Linked DNA regions of Homo sapiens: all the other regions are linked to region 3. Evidence: chromatin contacts called from ENCODE Hi-C or POLR2A ChIA-PET data. All regions are on one chromosome and are shown on one strand. Each heading gives the region's core, a stretch centred on a gene start or an enhancer-like site at or near the end of the contact. The rest is flanking DNA. Distances are from core to core; before and after follow the strand shown.

Region 1 (3,701 bases), core at 568-3,067, 590 kb after region 3:
CTCCTGGGAGGTGTTGGCCCCAAGGCAGGGCAGGGCAAGGCTTGGGTAAGAAGCCTAAGTGGTCTCAGTCCCTGCAACCTGGATGGATGGGAAACACAAAGCTGTCCCTATCATGCCTTATCCACCCAGACGTGCAGATCTGGAGACCCCTAATCCCACCGCTCTGCTCAGATAAGAGCACTTGGACTAACCTCAGAGGGGAAGGAAAGGCTCATGGGGTCCCACTTGACAGATGGAGAAAGAAACTAAGGCCAGCTGCCCCTTCCTCACCCTCTTCTCAGGGGTTCAAGGACATACAAGAGGCCTGGCCTGGCACCTCAACAACCACTGAGTACCCATTACCCACCGGCCTTTTAGTTCTTTGCCTTCCTAACAGAGTCTAGGTTTGAGGGCCCTCAGGACCTTGGAACCACAGCATCCTAGGGCTTGGGACTTCAAAGAATCTAAGGATGACTGAATCGGAGCCAAGGAACTGCCTTGCTCTCACCGGGCCTTAGCTTTGCCCATGGACCTGGCTAGGCCTAGAGGAGGGGGCAGGGCCCGGGAGGGAACACTCAGGTCTGAGGGGTCATGGGTGCACCTGGGAGGGAGTAACCTGCAAAGCTCATGGAGAAAGCATGTCCATTGCTGGGCACTGAAGGGCCAGAGGGACCTGGACACATAACAAGGCTGAAGAGGGCATCGCAGACAGGAGGCCCAGTGTGGGCAAAGGCACAGAAGTGGGGAATGAGCTTAACCTCTGTGAGAAATAAATAAATACAGAAGCCAGAGCAATGGATGAGCTCTGCAAAGAGGGGGCCTCAGATGGGAGGCCTGAGAGGGGCTGGCCCATCATGAACCTCCAAGGCAGAGCCTTCTTCTGGCAGAGATCCTCCCTCTTTGGCCTCCCAAAGTGTTGGGATTACAGGCATGCACCACTGTGCCCAGCCAGTCTCCCTCCTTCCCTTCTTTCTTTCTCTTTCTTTCCTTCTTTCTTTCTTTCTTTCTTTCTTTCTTTCTTTCTTTCTTTCTTTCTTTCTTTCTTTCTTTTCTTTCTTTCTTTCTTTCTTTCCTTCCTTTCTTTTCTTTCCCCCTCTCTCTCTCTGACTCTCTCTTTCTTTCTTTCTTTTTTTGACGGAGTTTCACTCTTGTTGCCCAGGCTGGAGTACAATGGCACGATCTCGGCTCACTGCAACTTCCGCCTCCCAGGTTCAAGCGATTCTCCTGCCTCAGCCTCCCAAGTAACTGGGATGTACAGGCATGTGCCACCACACCAGACTAATTTTGTACTTTTAGTACAGATGGGGCTTCTCCATGTTGGTTAGGCTGGTCTCTAACTCCCGACCTCAGGTGATCCACCTGCCTCGGCCTCGCGAAGTGCTGGGATTACAGGCGTGAGCCACCGTGCCTGGCCAGTATTGTTTCTTAAATGCCTATTCTGTGCCAGATGTTTTATCTGCAGTTCTGGGCAATTTGGTGGGGGGTGGATTATTCCCTCCCCTTTATAGACGAAGAAACTAAGGCTCAGGAAGGGCCAGTGAGTTTTCCAAGCTATCCCAGCCAGGTGGCATTTCAACATGTTCTTCTTGACCCTAAGGCCCCCTTCTCCATTGTTCCCCCCAAAATCGGAGCTTGGATGCTCAGATCAGGGGATTCCCAGGGGAGTTAGGTCTTCCCTGCATTGAGACCCTGTAGCCATGAGATGGCGCCAGAGGACAGCCAGCCCCGTTCCGTCACACAGCCAGGGAGGGGTGAGGGCAAGGCTGGTCTGCCCACAGTGGGGGGCCTCCCCTCGGGGCTGGCACTGAGCAGCCTCCGGACTGGGTTTCCAGTCTCAGTTCCTCTTGACCCACTCTCCAACCTTCCTTCCACTCACCCTCCCCAGATGAGCTGAAGCTCTCGTTCTCAGGTCCTCACCCTGGTCGATGTGGTCACAGGAGCCACTGGGGACGTGGCAGGGACGACAGGGTCAGCACCACGCCCTGTCTGTCTGACATAGAGGCCCTGGCCTCAAGCATCCACCGCCCATCTCCACCCGGGTACACCTTTGGCAAAACACGGCAGCCCCTCCCCTCACAGCAGAGACAGCCTCTTCCAGTTTCCTTTTTTCAGTTCAGGCGACAACCATGGGGTCAGTTCTAGAGCAGGAGCGACTCAGTATGGACATAGGAAGAAATGACAAGGGGCCTAGCCCTTCAGGCTGCGTAGATCCTATGGTCTCAGGATAAACTTTACATGACCCCACAGCCTCCCCAATCCCCTGAGGCCTTCATATCTAGCATGGATGAGGGGACCTGTTGGCCAAAGGCAGGAGCTGGAAGCCTGAGTCACTGTCTGCCAGCCAGCTGAGGCAGGAACCAGCTCAGACCAGGCTGGATGTGGAAGAGGCTTCCTAACCTTGGCCTGCCTGCCTGCTGGGAAATAAAGGCCTGGAAACCCCCTTGCTTGGCCCCTGGCCGGTGAGTTAGCAGAAAGGGCACAGGATGTCAGGGGTCAAGAGTTCGCTTCCTTCCCCTGAGGAGTCAGACAGGCTGGGATCGACCACCAACTTGCTGTGTGACCTAGGGAGAGCCACCTACCCTCTCTGAGCCTGGGTAAACAGGGCTACTTATGGTACCTACCTACTATACAGGGTCACTATACCCTCTGTGCCCCAGTCATCAACCCAATCCTGACTCTGGGCAGCCTCTAGCCTGAAGCAGGGTTGCCCCTGGAGCCCACCTGAGGCCAGCTTGAGGCCAGATTCCTAAAGCCAGTGCCTCCCTGGCACCCAGAAGACAGAGGGCCGGAAGCAGAGTCCTCTCACCTGGAGGAGTTCTGGTCCTACCTGTGGCATCTGGCTGGCTACAGAAGGACAAACCTGGCAGAAGGGAACGTGGAAGGCAGGGACCCTGATTTTTCTACTCCTTTCCCACTTCCCCTTCTCAACCTCCCACTCAACAGGAATTAAAGCTAAAACTGAAACAGCCATTTTCAGTGAAAGGAAGAGGAAGCTGCAGCTTTGGGGAATTTGAGGGTTGGGGCTGCTTCCTTTGGTTTCTCTCCAGCCTCTTCAAGCTTAGCAAAGATGGAACTTGCATCTCCCAAGACCCCACTATGTATGAGGGGCCCCAGTTGCCGAAGAGTGCACCCACAAGTCCCACCACAACCTGGACACATGTATTCATTGAGCACTAACGATGCACCAAGCATTGTGCAAAATGCTTGATGTGCCGTGTCTCATTCACTCTTCACAACTACTGTTTCCACTTTACAGATGAGGTGACTGAGGCATAGCAAAGTTAGCAAGAGGTTCTTTCTTGGGAATGTGAATGAAGAGGGTTAGAGACCACGCGGCCCCGGTGGGCACAGGGCTGAGAGGTCAAGGGCAGCCCTGAGACTGAGGAACTGTGTGGATAGCACAGAGGCCCAGGGAGCAGCTGTGACAGGGCAGCCCCCGGTGAGCAGAGGGACGGCCTGTGGTGCCCAGCCTGTATAAGTCCACGCCTATAGGGCCACTGCACCTCCCACCCAGTGCTCCAGGAGATCCCCAGGGCCTCCTAAAAAACTCTCCCCTGGAGCTAGTGGGAGAAGCTCTCTGTGCCTTGCCTGGACAACCAGGCTGTCCCATTTGTTTGTCTCCTTGTGGGAGAGGCCACTTGGTTCTCCCTTTGAGAAGGAACCTGCTGCTTAGCTGCAAGTAGTGCAGTTGGCTGATGGCCACAGTTAGTGCCTTCAGGATC
Region 2 (3,895 bases), core at 651-3,150, 520 kb before region 3:
CTGATCTATGGGTTTGAAATATCCTCTATCTTATTCTCAACTTGTTTATTTTGTTTCTGAAAGCCCAGTGCAGGTCCCTCCTGCTTGATGCTTTTTTCATTGACCACCTCAGATGTAAATTCATTAACAGTTGTTGGCAGCACTTGCTATTTATCATGGGCTTTCTTTTCTTACATATATCCTGTCTCCTCAGATGTTACTTCTCGAAGTGAACAATTATATAGATTCTTGTAGCCTCAGCTCCTACCATAATGCTTAGCAGAGAGTAAATGTTTAATATGTATCATGGATAATAATGGTGATGGTAGTGGAAGATGAATTTCTCTCCAGGACACGTGACTGTTGCCCAGGCCTTGTGTGATTAAAAGAACAAGAGTCCTGCTGACTCCACAAAAGAAACAATCGTTAGCAAAAACTGCAACTCCCAACTATGGCACGTTTTTCAGAAACTGGTACCACAATCCTTTTGTACCTTGGTAGTTTGAATTTTATTATGGTAAATGGCACTTTAAAGGAAATAAAGTAATACTTTGAACTTAATATGTCTTTTATCTGTGAACCTCAAAGCAGCCTAATGCCATTTATTAAGTTACTGTACAGCCATGATGTAAATATTATCATACCTTCCTTACAAAAAAGCTGACTAGGGAAAGAGTTGTAATGTACTTGCCCAAAATCATAGCCATTCTAAGAAGGCCAAACCAAGAAACGGAGGAGTAGCTAGGTGGCTGACAGGTCAGCACTTCTCAGCATTTCCCAGACCTCAACTTAGGTGAGCTTTCCATAGGAGAGACGGCTAAGAAGTAACGGAAGACTATTTCAATTTGGGTGAACCAATTTCCTTTTCCTCCGTATTCCCATTACCATTGCTCTTGGTATCTTGTGATGCTTATACATTCTTATATTTAGGTTAAATGCCGACCATCTTCCCTCAACAACTTCCTTATCTATTTTCCAGTAATCTTGTTCTCCCTACCTCCTAGTTTACTATAGCAGCAGAGATATTAGATTGGTACAAAAGTCATTGCCGTTTTTGCCATTACTTTTAATGCCATTATTTTTAATGGCAAAAACAGCAATTACTTTTGCACCGACCTAATAAAATAACTGCCAGCTGAGGGGATCTGAAATGAGATTGGAACCCTAGTTTGACCGCTCACGAACTCGGCCTCTTAGGAGAGGTGTCTCAGGGAGTCAGTTTCTTCTTTGTGTGTGAAACGGAAAAGGACTACGCCCCTGTACCTTACTGAGGGATTGAGGCGATAGAACGCGATTCGTAAACTGCACAGCACTAAACGGATACCACTTTGTCCCCTTACTATGTCATTCCTTGTTTAATTTAATGCCAGGGCCACACAGCGCAGCATAACTAATAGGGATAGGGCGTGTCTGTAGGGAACTACCTCGAGGTAGATCTTTTTCTTTTGAGGAAAGGGGGAACGCGGAGCTGCTGGGAGTCGTAGTCTCGGCGGCGGTCTCCGCTGAGCTCAGACAAAGGAAAGAACTACAACTCCCGTGAGGCAGTGCGCGGACAGCTCGCACTGCCCCTCCTCCCCCAACCGGCGCGTGCCCCCAAGAGAAACTGGGGGCCTGCGCGCGCGCTGGGGACCTGCAGGGCAAGCGCAAAGGCAGCTTGCTAGTGGTAGCCGTGAGAGCAGATCGAGGAAAGGAGACCCTTGGCAAATTAAAAAATAAAAAGAACCGTGCACTATTGCCTCACCACCCGGACGGGCTGTAAACCCCCACTACTTCGGAGGCGTGGGGAGCGCGCTCCCGGGCTCCAGTCTAGAACTTCGGGGACTTAAATCAGCAAGGGCGGGAAGGGGCGGGGCCTAAGGCGCGGGGCGGGGCCGTAGGCGGGGCGGGCGGCGGCGGCGGCGGCGGAGCCAGGACCCAGACATCTGGGACTGTTGTTCTCTCGCGGCGCGACCGCCTCAGTCACTTCGCCCAGAGACCCGGACCTGGTCCGCTGGGGAGCAGGCGGCCATAAACCCCCTCTCTCCCGGTTCCCTGACGCCGCGGCAGGAGCTGTTACGAACACCCTGCGGTTGGTCTCCGATGCCCTTCAGTGAGGTGGGGACGCCTGGACCCTGGTGAGCGAACCCCAAGCCACCCCCCACCCCAACTCAGTGTCTTCGCCGGCCCCCGGCCCGTACGCCTGTCTGGTCGCCATGGCTGAAAACACAGAGGGGGATCTGAACTCCAACCTGCTCCACGCCCCCTACCACACCGGGGACCCTCAGCTGGACACGGCCATCGGGCAGTGGCTCCGCTGGGATAAGGTGGGTACCTGGTCAGCCCGGCAAACGCCGTCGCCTCCCCCACACAGTCTGCTCTTTCCTGTGCCCACCCAGCGCCCCGCGGGCTGCAGAGGAGATGGCTCGGGACACCGAGCGGGGGGCAGCGGAGCAGGGCGTTGCCACCCACCTATGCGTGGGGTTGCTCCTTCGGACTGCCAGAGCCGGGCGGCAACATCTGCATCGCTTCCTTCTGCAGTGCTCTCAATTGTAACCTCCCTTCCTCTTCTTTACCCTCTTTCCTTTCAAGTGCTGTCTTCCCTCTTTCTTCAAAAAAAAAAAAAAAAAAATCATCATCATTGTAAGTTATACCCTAAACAACGATTTCCTTTCCCTTTTTCTCCCTTGACTTCCTTCTCCACATACCTGAAAGTGGTTTCTGGCACCCTTACTGGGCGTTTCTAACCGCTATCCGCTTTAGTTCTGGTCTGGTGTGTTTCCTCCTTCTGTCGCTAGGTAGTTGCTGGCCTTTTATCACTCCCTGGTATTGTCTAGTATCACCTTTTGCTGTTGGGAAAGGCAAGGCGCTTACCTCTTCTTTCTCCTGCTGGCAGCTATTTTCTGGAATTAATCTGTTCAAGGAATCGTGTTTTCCAGGTTTCATGTGGTACTCTTAATACAGGATTGTTTTTGCCTTAACCATTACTTCTCTACCAACACCTCCCCACCCACCCTCCGCCCCCACCTCCAAGTTGTGGTGGTAATTAAACCTCGTGCGGGCATTTGGGATGAATTTGTGACAATCAGAATTAAAATGCAGCTATCTTACTTGTAAAAGAGGTCCCTGGTAGCTCCAACAGAGGAAGATAATCCAAGCTTTTGCTTTGTCAAGTGCGTAAAATACCTTTGTTGAAGTAGAGAAGGCAGCACATTTAAAATGGAATTAATGACACTGAATTAAGGAATTTGTATGGTAGTATGTGACATTATGTTGTACAAATGAATTTCCTTAAGGCTTCACTTTCTGAAAGTTTTGTTTTTACTTTATTCATTCATTCATTCAGCAAAAAAATATTGAATGCTGAGTGCGTGTTTTAGGTCTTGTTAGACCCAGGAAATACTTGTGAGGAAAATAGAAAGGGTTCCTGCCCTCAACAAGCCTCAGTTAGCAGATGAGGAAGACCAACAAATAAGCAACTACAATGAGGTATTTGGTGTTAATTGGTCATATGTATATTGGACGAATAATTCTTCCTCTACAGTCTAAACTAATGCTTCTCAAACCTTAATGTGCTTATAGATCACCTGGGGATCTTGAAATACAAATTCTGATTCAGGAGGCCTGGGGTGGGGCCTTGGATTCTGCCTAAGAATGAATTTCCGGCCGGGCGCCGTGGCTCAGGCCTGTAATTCCAGCACTTTGGGAGGCCGAGGCGGGTGGATCACGAGGTCAGGAGATCGAGACCATCCTGGCTAACATGGTGAAACCCCGTCTCTACTAAAAATACAAAAAATTAGCCGGGCGCGGTGGCGGGCGCCTGTAGCCCCAGCTATTCGGGAGGCTGAGGCAGGAGAATGGCTTGAACCCGGGAGGCGGAGCTTGCAGTGAGCGGAGATCGCGCCACTGCACTCCAGCCTGGGCGACAGAGCGAGACTCC
Region 3 (3,902 bases), core at 355-2,854:
TACACAATCATTAACCCTCACAATAACCAAACAAGATTCCTTTTATTATTTTAGCACCTGCCCAATCATCCAAATCCTGATCTCTTCACCCTAGCACTTTTAGGGTATAATGGAAAGGGTCTATGCATTTAAGACAGAAAGATCTAGGTTGACAGCAACCCTCTATCATTTGACGAGATGCATGATCTTGGGCAAATTAAGCCTTCTGATTCTGGTGCTGTATTTTCTCATAGGTAGCTAGTGGCACTTCATGTTATTGTTCTTTATTACTTATCACATTCTGTGTACTAGCAACTAGTCTGTATTTTAGCCCACCTAAATTAAGTAAGGTATAAATTTAGTAAGGTGTAAATTTCTTAAATGCAGAAGGCTATGTTTCATTCATCTTCACCATTGTTTCAATTTGAAAAACCCTTATTAGTAGTAGCAGTTGCCAAATATAGCACTGCTATATTCATCCTGAAGCCTAGAGAAATAACTGGAATAGTATAAGATCAATAAATGTTAGATGAATGAATAGTTTGCTGTGTATTCCTAATTAAGACGTCAGCTTTTCTTCTTTTTTGAGATGAGTATCGCTCTGTCACCCAGGCTGGAGTGCAGTGGTGCAATCTCGGCTCACTGCAACCTCCACCTCCTGGGTTCAACCGATTCTCCTGCCTCAGCCTCCCGAGTAGCTGGGATTATAGGCGCCCACCACCAAGCCCGACTAATTTCTGTATTTTTAGTAGAGACGGAGTTTCACCATGTTGGTCAGGCTGGTCTCGAACTTCTGACCTCAACTGATCCACCAATCTCAGTTTTCCAAAGTGCTGGGATTACAGGCATGAGCCACTGCGCCTGGCCTGGATGTCAGCTTCTTGAAGAGCAGGAACCATCACTTATATTTAGAGTATACATCTGAGCTCCACCAAGCATCCAGTATGGGGCCTGGACACAGTATTAGTTTCCTTAATAGTATCGTCCAGTATGCCTAATATAGCATTAGGGGCCTAGGAGAATACAAAGGTTCCATCACATACACAAAGTGGTGGTGAGTACAGAGACTTCTGGAAGTAACTGACGACTAATCAATATTTGCTAAATGACTGCTTGGCCAAAAGCCTTCCTGCCTCCCAGTATCCCTGTCTTTCTCCAACTCACTGATACTAGTTCTGACGCGGGGATCACACAGCTCATGTGCTCCCTTGGCCTAGGGATAGCTTTTCAGAGAATGACCATACGGGTTTGATACTTCTTTTTCCGGACCCTGTTCCCTCCATATCCCTCGACAATTGACGAAGTAACCCCTATTGATATCCTGGACCAGGCATGGCTCTCCTTGACGCAAAGCAACATCCACTACCCGCCTCCTCTGACTCTGTTCTGGGCCTGGATTCACCTGAGGGCTTGCGCCCAGTCGCTCTGAATCCTCAAAGGCGCCGCCATCTCGACCCCGCCTCCACCAGCCCACCTCTTCCGCCCCTTCCCGGAAGTGAGTCCCCGAGAAGCGTGCGGCGAGGACAGAGGTGGGCTCAACACCAAGAGGCCACCAATGAAAACGTGACTTTTTCACATTCCCCGCCCCTTCCGTGTGCACGCTCCCCACGAGGGGCTGGTTCCTGAAAGGATGTACAGAGGATCCCCAACCGCCTGCGAAACCCAAGCCGCCGCGTAGGAGCGTGCGTTCGGGCCCTCTTCTCCCACCTGTTCGGTGAGCATCGCGTACCGCGTTCTTCAGGAGGCGTTGCGGGCACAACGGGGCTGCGATCAGCGGCCGCGCGCGCGCATGCGTCCTCAAAGTTCAAAGTCCTCGATACGCCTGAGGCGCCTCAGGCCTCGTGGCTGCCAGCATTTTTCTGCTTTAAGATCCTTTCCATGACTTCCTTGTTTAGGCCAGCCTCCACGATCCAGCTGCCAACCATCTAGCCTACCCTGATCTCTGAGCAGGGGTCGTCGTCATTTTACTCCAGAGGAGACTGAAGCCAAAAGGTGGTGAGAGGAGAGTACAGCAGCATTTACTGAGTCCTATAGTAGCCCAAGCGCTTTTCATTCGTTATATTAATCTTCATTCTAATTGTGCGAATTAAATATTATTAATGGGAAAACTAAAATGAAAAAGATTACATAGTAAGGCGTAGTGCTGGGATTTGAACACGGATCTCTTGGTTTAGGATCAAGGCACTTTCTATTCCACTGTTCTTTCTCTAAATTATTTGCTCCTGGCCCTATTTAAAGAGTTAACAGTGTATTTAGGAAGAGAAAACTATCATTTATTGAACTCTTTAGACATACCAGCCTCCTTACAAACCTTACCTTTTTTTTTTTCTTTTTTTTTTTTTTTGAGACAGGGTCTCCCGCTGTAACCCAGGCTGGAATGCAGTGGCGTGATCACGGCTCACAGTGTTGCCCAGGCTGGGCGCAAACCATCCTCCCGCCTCAGCCTCCCAGTGTTGGGATTACAGGCGTGAGCCATGGCACCCGGCTTCATCTCTGTGCTTCCAGAGAGGTTATTAAATGATGTGTCCAAGGGCACCAAATGAGGCAGTGACAAAGCTAGGTCCAAGTCTGTTTCAAAGCCCATTTTCTCCCTCTTGCTTAAGTTATACCGCCTCCAAGGCAAATGAGTTGTGTAAAGTGCCTAACTCCCTCTTGTGATTCCCCATTGCCCTCAGAATAAAAAGTCTTAAACTCCCTACTATGTCCTACAAAGCCTTGTGATGATCACTTACTTATATCGCCAGTTTAATATTGTCTTATTCTCACACTGTATTCTCCCATCACTGAACTTTTTTTTTTTTTTGCTCTCATGTGTCAGATTCTATCTCAACCACCTGCTCTTCCATTGACCAAAAATAGTTTTCCCATCTCTGGCTAACTTCTGTTCCATCTGTCAAGTTTCAGCTTGGAAATCACTTCCTCTAGGAAGCCTTCCCTGCCTATTCCTGCCCTTGTCTGGATTAGGCATCCCTCCACTGTGGTCCCAGTCTTTGCTATCTGTACACTGTGTAGTAAACTGCCCTGTTTCCTTGTCTAGGTTGTAAACTCCATGAAGCCAGGAACTTAACTGACTTAGACAGTCTTGAATCCTCAGCACTAGCATAGTGCCTGGTACATGATAGGTACTTAATCATTTGTTGAGTGAATGAGAGACACAGTTAAGGCAATAAGGAGTCCTAGTTGCTTTACAGCCCATCATGGTGAAATTTTTGCAAAGGCTGAAGTCATTTCTCTTCAAACCTTAAGTTCCTTCTGTATGCTGCTTTCTGCTGAGTGTTCTGATGCAGACGGGCAAGACAGTTTGGGCAAATAAATACACCTCACATTTTTGTATAGTTTACAAAGCCATCTCACCTTATAGACCCAGAGGCCAGGTTTCTGCATACTGTATGCTACAGCCACAGTGAACTCTTTCCATCCTTCCCATGTGTCAAAACCTACCCATATTTGGGCACTCTTTCACTTTGTTTGTTTGTTTGTTTTGGAGATGGAGTCTCACTCTGTCACCCAGGCTGGAGTGCAGTGGCACGATCTTTGGCTCACTACAACCTCCGCCCCTTGGGTTAAAGCGATTCTCCTGCCTGAGCCTCCCGAGTAGCTGGGATTACAGGTGCCTGCCATCACGCCCGCCTAATTTTTGTATTTTTAGTAGAGACGGGGTTTCATCATCCCGGCCAGGCTGGTCTTGAACTTCTGACCTTATGATCCATCTGCCTCGGGCTCCCAAATTGCTGGGATTACATGTGTGAGCCACTGCACCCAGCCTCTTTCACTTTTTAAACTTTGTTCTTCAGCATAGAATAAGGCTAGTAGGATAAAAGAAGAAAGGTTATTTATTTGAAACAGGGTCTCACTATGTCACCTAAGCTGGAGTACAGTGGCACCATCATAGCTCACTGCAGCCTTTGAACTCCTGGGCTCAA
Region 4 (3,513 bases), core at 291-2,790, 870 kb before region 3:
ACATGGCAGAATTCCCAAAACAGAAGGTACAAATATCTGGCCTTTCGTGATTTATGTTTCTTGAAAATCTCATTCTAGGTAAGCATTTTTTATCAAACAGAGCTGCAGATGTTATGTTGACTGGGTGTGTCCCCAAAAGAATCCTAAGTTATAACAGTCTTATTTTATACAGGGCACTTTGCATTTCAAAGCTCAGAACCGAGGAATAGCAGGCTGCTGGTGTTAGGGGAAAGAAGTTCAAGGCAAGAGTCCTACAACAGACTTTTAATTGCCAGCAAGCCAGTAGGAAACCCATACTGCCAAGGAGATAGAAGCAGCCCCTGCCACCCAACCTTTGTTTCCAAAACTTTTAAACCCAAGCCAGCTTTTCTGTCAGGCACTACTGGACTTAGTAGTACTAGTATTACAAATATAAACGACAGTCACTTACTGCTTCCTCACTATGTGCCAAGTTCTGTGCTAAGCATACATTTTCCAAAATGTATGAAAACAACTGCACAAGTGTGCTCCCAACCCCCTCTGCTCTCGAGTCTGAAAAGCTCCCTTCACATCCTCAAATTCAACCTGTTCCCTAAACTCCGGATTCTCCACACCCTTCACTGACCCTTTCAAGGCCAGGAGCCACATCTCTCCAAGCAATATGACCCCCAAACTCTTCATCCAACATTAAACCAAGCACTTCTCTGATCCAAGGCCCCTCCCACTCCCACACACCAATTCCAACCTGCCCCTAACTTGTTCCAACAATTCTGTTTCCCTCCAAACTTCGGACTTACGTAAGGCACAGGGTGCCCTCACCGCCCCTCCGCATGCAACGTGCCTGTCCTTCACTCTGAAGTTCAAAATTCACAAACACACTGCACCTGGGTAGAGCCCGGGTTCTAATCCCACGAGAACTCTCCACACCCGCCCGAGTAGGGCCCGGGACTCTCCACCCCCTCACCAGGCCGGGCCGGGGCGCGCTCGGCCTCGCTCCAGACCCTAAGGGGAAGTGGGGAAGCTCCACCTGGCTCCGCAGGCGCGGCACGCGGCTCCTGCTCTGGCCTGGGCCCCGCGGCAGCCGCGCCCCCGTCCCGGCGCGGGCGGCAGCGCTCGGGTTGGCTGCGGCGGGCGCACTCGCCCAGCACCTCTGAGTCGGCCTGGCCGTCGTCGCGGGCCCGACGGCGGGCCCAGCCTGGGCCGCGGGCGCGGCAGCGAGGGCAACCCGGGCCCGCCGCGTCGGCGGCGCGTTGGGCGCAGCCTCGGCAAAGCGAGTGGCCGCACGGCAGGGCCGCTGCTTCTCCGGGGGGCTCCAGGCACCCGGCGCAGCCCGATTCCTCCGGCCGCGGCGGCAGCGGCGGCTGCAGCAACGGCGGCGACAACACCAACAGCGAAGGTCCAGAAGCCGGGCCTGGGGCCCCAGTCTTAGCTGCCGCCGTCTCGTCACAGCGGCCCCGCCGGCCCCGCCGACTCAGAGCGGCTGCTGCCGCCGCGGAAGAGGCCCGAGTACTCGGACCTGCAGCCGCCATCTTGTTTCCCGTTTGAAGGGAGAGTCGGTTGCGAGGGAGAAGAGTGGAGGGCGGGGCAGTACGCGCGGTGGGCAGTGCTATCTACATATTCATGAGGGGCGAGGCTTCTGTGAGCCCAAAGAGGGTTCTCCTCAGACCTGATTGGCCAGAGGGGATACTTCATTAATATTTATTAGTTATTCTTTATTATGCGGTCATCAGCCGCACTCTCGAAAAGTCCTTGCAGTTTCCTCTTACTGAACTGAAAGAGGTGGGAACTGAGGGGCTTTACTGGCAATTCTGAACGATGTTAAACTTTGATACACGTACTTATCCTGTAATGCCTTGATAACTGAGGAGAAAGTGAGTGGGGAATATGTGAGTTACTCAGAAACCTGCCTTAGTGTTCATTTGATATGAGGGCCTGAGCTCTCTCCTAAGGATGGGGGTAGCTTTGTGACTGAAACCAGGCCCACCGTGGTAACTAACTGCCAAAAGGAGCAGCCTCTTGTCAATCCTACCTCCTCATCCTCTCTCCCCATGTCCCTTCCTGAAACTGCCCCCCTTGGCTGGTAAAACCACACTTTCCTGGTTTTTTTCCCAGGCTCTTGGCTCCTTCTCAGTCTCCCGTGTTTGGTGCTTCCATGTGGGTGTTCCTCTAGGCTTAGGCCTCAGTCCCCTTCTCACTCTGCGTGCTGCACTGGTCCACATTTTCTTCCCTCAGGAGCTCCCAGATTGCTGTCTGCAGCCCAGGCCTCCTGAGTCCAGCCCTCCATATTCAACTGCCTGATGGAAACATCCTCTTAGATCCCTACATTCCTCATGTACAAAACTAATGTCACTGTCTCCCATCCTCCTTTCAAAACTGCTCTTCTTATTTCCTTCATTCTATGAAAGGTCCCATCCTCCCAGGTACTCAAGCTCCAAACCTAGTCATCTTGAACTTCTTCCTTATCTCCCACAAACCATCAGTTATTTAGTCCTGTCAATTCCACTATCAAAATGACTATTTCCCCACCTCTTCATCCCATTCCCACTGCCCAATTCAGGTCTAATCATCTCTCATCTAGATTACTGCAGTAGCTGCTATAGATTGATTGTCTCCCCTCTCCCAACCTCTTTTCTAATCCATCCTCCACACTCTTCGAGTTGCTTCCTATAGGCCAGCTCTGACCGTGTCACTCCTGCTTGAGCTAGGGAGAGGTGCTTGGACTTTGATGCTAGTGCCCTTTCTAGATGCAGAGGTTCCAGGAGAAAGAATGACCCCTCTCTAATGGAAAGGTGGTTCTGCTACAGTAGTTCTCCCATTCTTTGCTTTCTTTGCCCTGGGATAGATTTGGAGCAGGGCAAAGAATGGGAAGCATTAAATAAATGGCATTTCTTAGTGGAAACCTTTATAGGATAACACGAGTTTTGTAAAGAGAGAAAAATAAAAAAGCAACATAGGCTGGGGGCGGTGGCTCACGCCTGCACTTTGGGAGGATGAGGCAGGCAGATCGCTTGAGCTCAGGAGTTAAAGACCAGCCTGGGCAACATGGTGAAACCCCATCTCTACAAAAAATACAGAAATTAGCTGGGCATGGTGGCACTCACCTGTACTCAGGAGGCTGAGGCAGGAAGATCACTGGAGTCCATGAGGTTAAGGCTGCAGTGAGCCGTGATGGCACCACTGCATTCCAACCTGGACAACAGAATGAGACATTGTCTCAAAAAAAAAAATCAACATAATATAATAGAAGGCATGAGAAGCCCTGGGTTTTGATGAGATTGCCCAGAGCTAGCGGTAAACCAATCCAGTGCCGAGTGATTGATTAACTCAGAGAGCAGGGGGAAAAAAAGGTGATGGATTCCCAAGATAAGAACCAGATGGCTAAAGGACAGTCAAGAGTTGAAGAAAGGCCAATGGGTGATTAAAACAAAGACCTGTTTGCATAGAGACCCAGACAGAATCCTGCCAGACACAGAAGTATGGCCTTGGCTAGGCTATCCTTTATCCATGGGTCCTGCCCACTTCCATCCCAACTTA

Evidence for each region. Hi-C counts contacts between places; a loop is a spot of excess contacts on that map. ChIA-PET counts read pairs that join two places held with the same protein, here RNA polymerase II (POLR2A). Pooled maps may share reads with other maps.
Region 1: a loop to region 3 is called in a map with no recorded cell type, with 5 times the contacts of the local background. The contact joins the enhancer-like site here to the promoter of COA4 in region 3. A Hi-C loop is called at or near these places in 1 of 37 single-sample maps with no recorded cell type and 1 of 50 pooled maps. POLR2A ChIA-PET finds 5 or more read pairs at or near these places in 1 of 52 experiments (activated T-cell).
Region 2: a loop to region 3 is called in a map of CD8-positive, alpha-beta T cell, with 5 times the contacts of the local background. The contact joins the promoter of PGM2L1 here to the promoter of COA4 in region 3. A Hi-C loop is called at or near these places in 3 of 168 maps with a recorded cell type or tissue (CD4-positive, alpha-beta T cell, CD8-positive, alpha-beta T cell and naive thymus-derived CD4-positive, alpha-beta T cell), 2 of 37 single-sample maps with no recorded cell type and 12 of 50 pooled maps. POLR2A ChIA-PET finds 5 or more read pairs at or near these places in 1 of 52 experiments (GM12878).
Region 4: a pooled map shows a loop between it and region 3 (8-fold over the local background). The contact joins the promoter of RNF169 here to the promoter of COA4 in region 3. A Hi-C loop is called at or near these places in 6 of 50 pooled maps. POLR2A ChIA-PET finds 5 or more read pairs at or near these places in 2 of 52 experiments (K562 and WTC11).

What each region holds. Positions count from the first base shown.
Region 1 is chr11:73,287,632-73,291,332 of GRCh38, reverse strand. The region is part of intron 1 of P2RY6 (pyrimidinergic receptor P2Y6); the gene reads right to left. Among named protein-coding and RNA genes, the nearest start is that of P2RY6, 17 kb to the right of the region's middle. RefSeq lists enhancers at 1,449-2,015, 2,567-2,616. Within about 2 kb of position 1,817, at least 28 of the 41 ENCODE cell types and tissues checked have a DNase peak (open chromatin) inside an H3K27ac peak, as active enhancers do.
Region 2 is chr11:74,396,438-74,400,332 of GRCh38, reverse strand. PGM2L1 (phosphoglucomutase 2 like 1) reads left to right here and starts at 1,900. Exons shown (of 14, transcript NM_173582.6): 1 at 1,900-2,282. The coding sequence starts at 2,172. It overlaps MIR548AL (microRNA 548al), which reads right to left and starts at 1,096; the gene lies at 1,000-1,096. RefSeq lists enhancers at 916-1,536, 1,436-1,805, 1,537-2,158, 3,250-3,749, 3,750-3,895.
Region 3 is chr11:73,874,548-73,878,449 of GRCh38, reverse strand. COA4 (cytochrome c oxidase assembly factor 4 homolog) reads left to right here and starts at 1,604. Exons shown (of 2, transcript NM_016565.3): 1 at 1,604-1,693. It overlaps PAAF1 (proteasomal ATPase associated factor 1), which reads right to left and starts at 1,451. Exons shown (of 12, transcript NM_025155.3): 1 at 1,382-1,451. The coding sequence starts at 1,428. RefSeq lists enhancers at 1,214-1,283, 1,304-1,353.
Region 4 is chr11:74,746,876-74,750,388 of GRCh38, reverse strand. It overlaps RNF169 (ring finger protein 169), which reads right to left and starts at 1,540. Exons shown (of 6, transcript NM_001098638.2): 1 at 1,007-1,540. The coding sequence starts at 1,508. RefSeq lists silencers at 766-865, 876-1,135, 1,166-1,315, 1,489-1,709 and enhancers at 683-1,276, 1,426-1,515.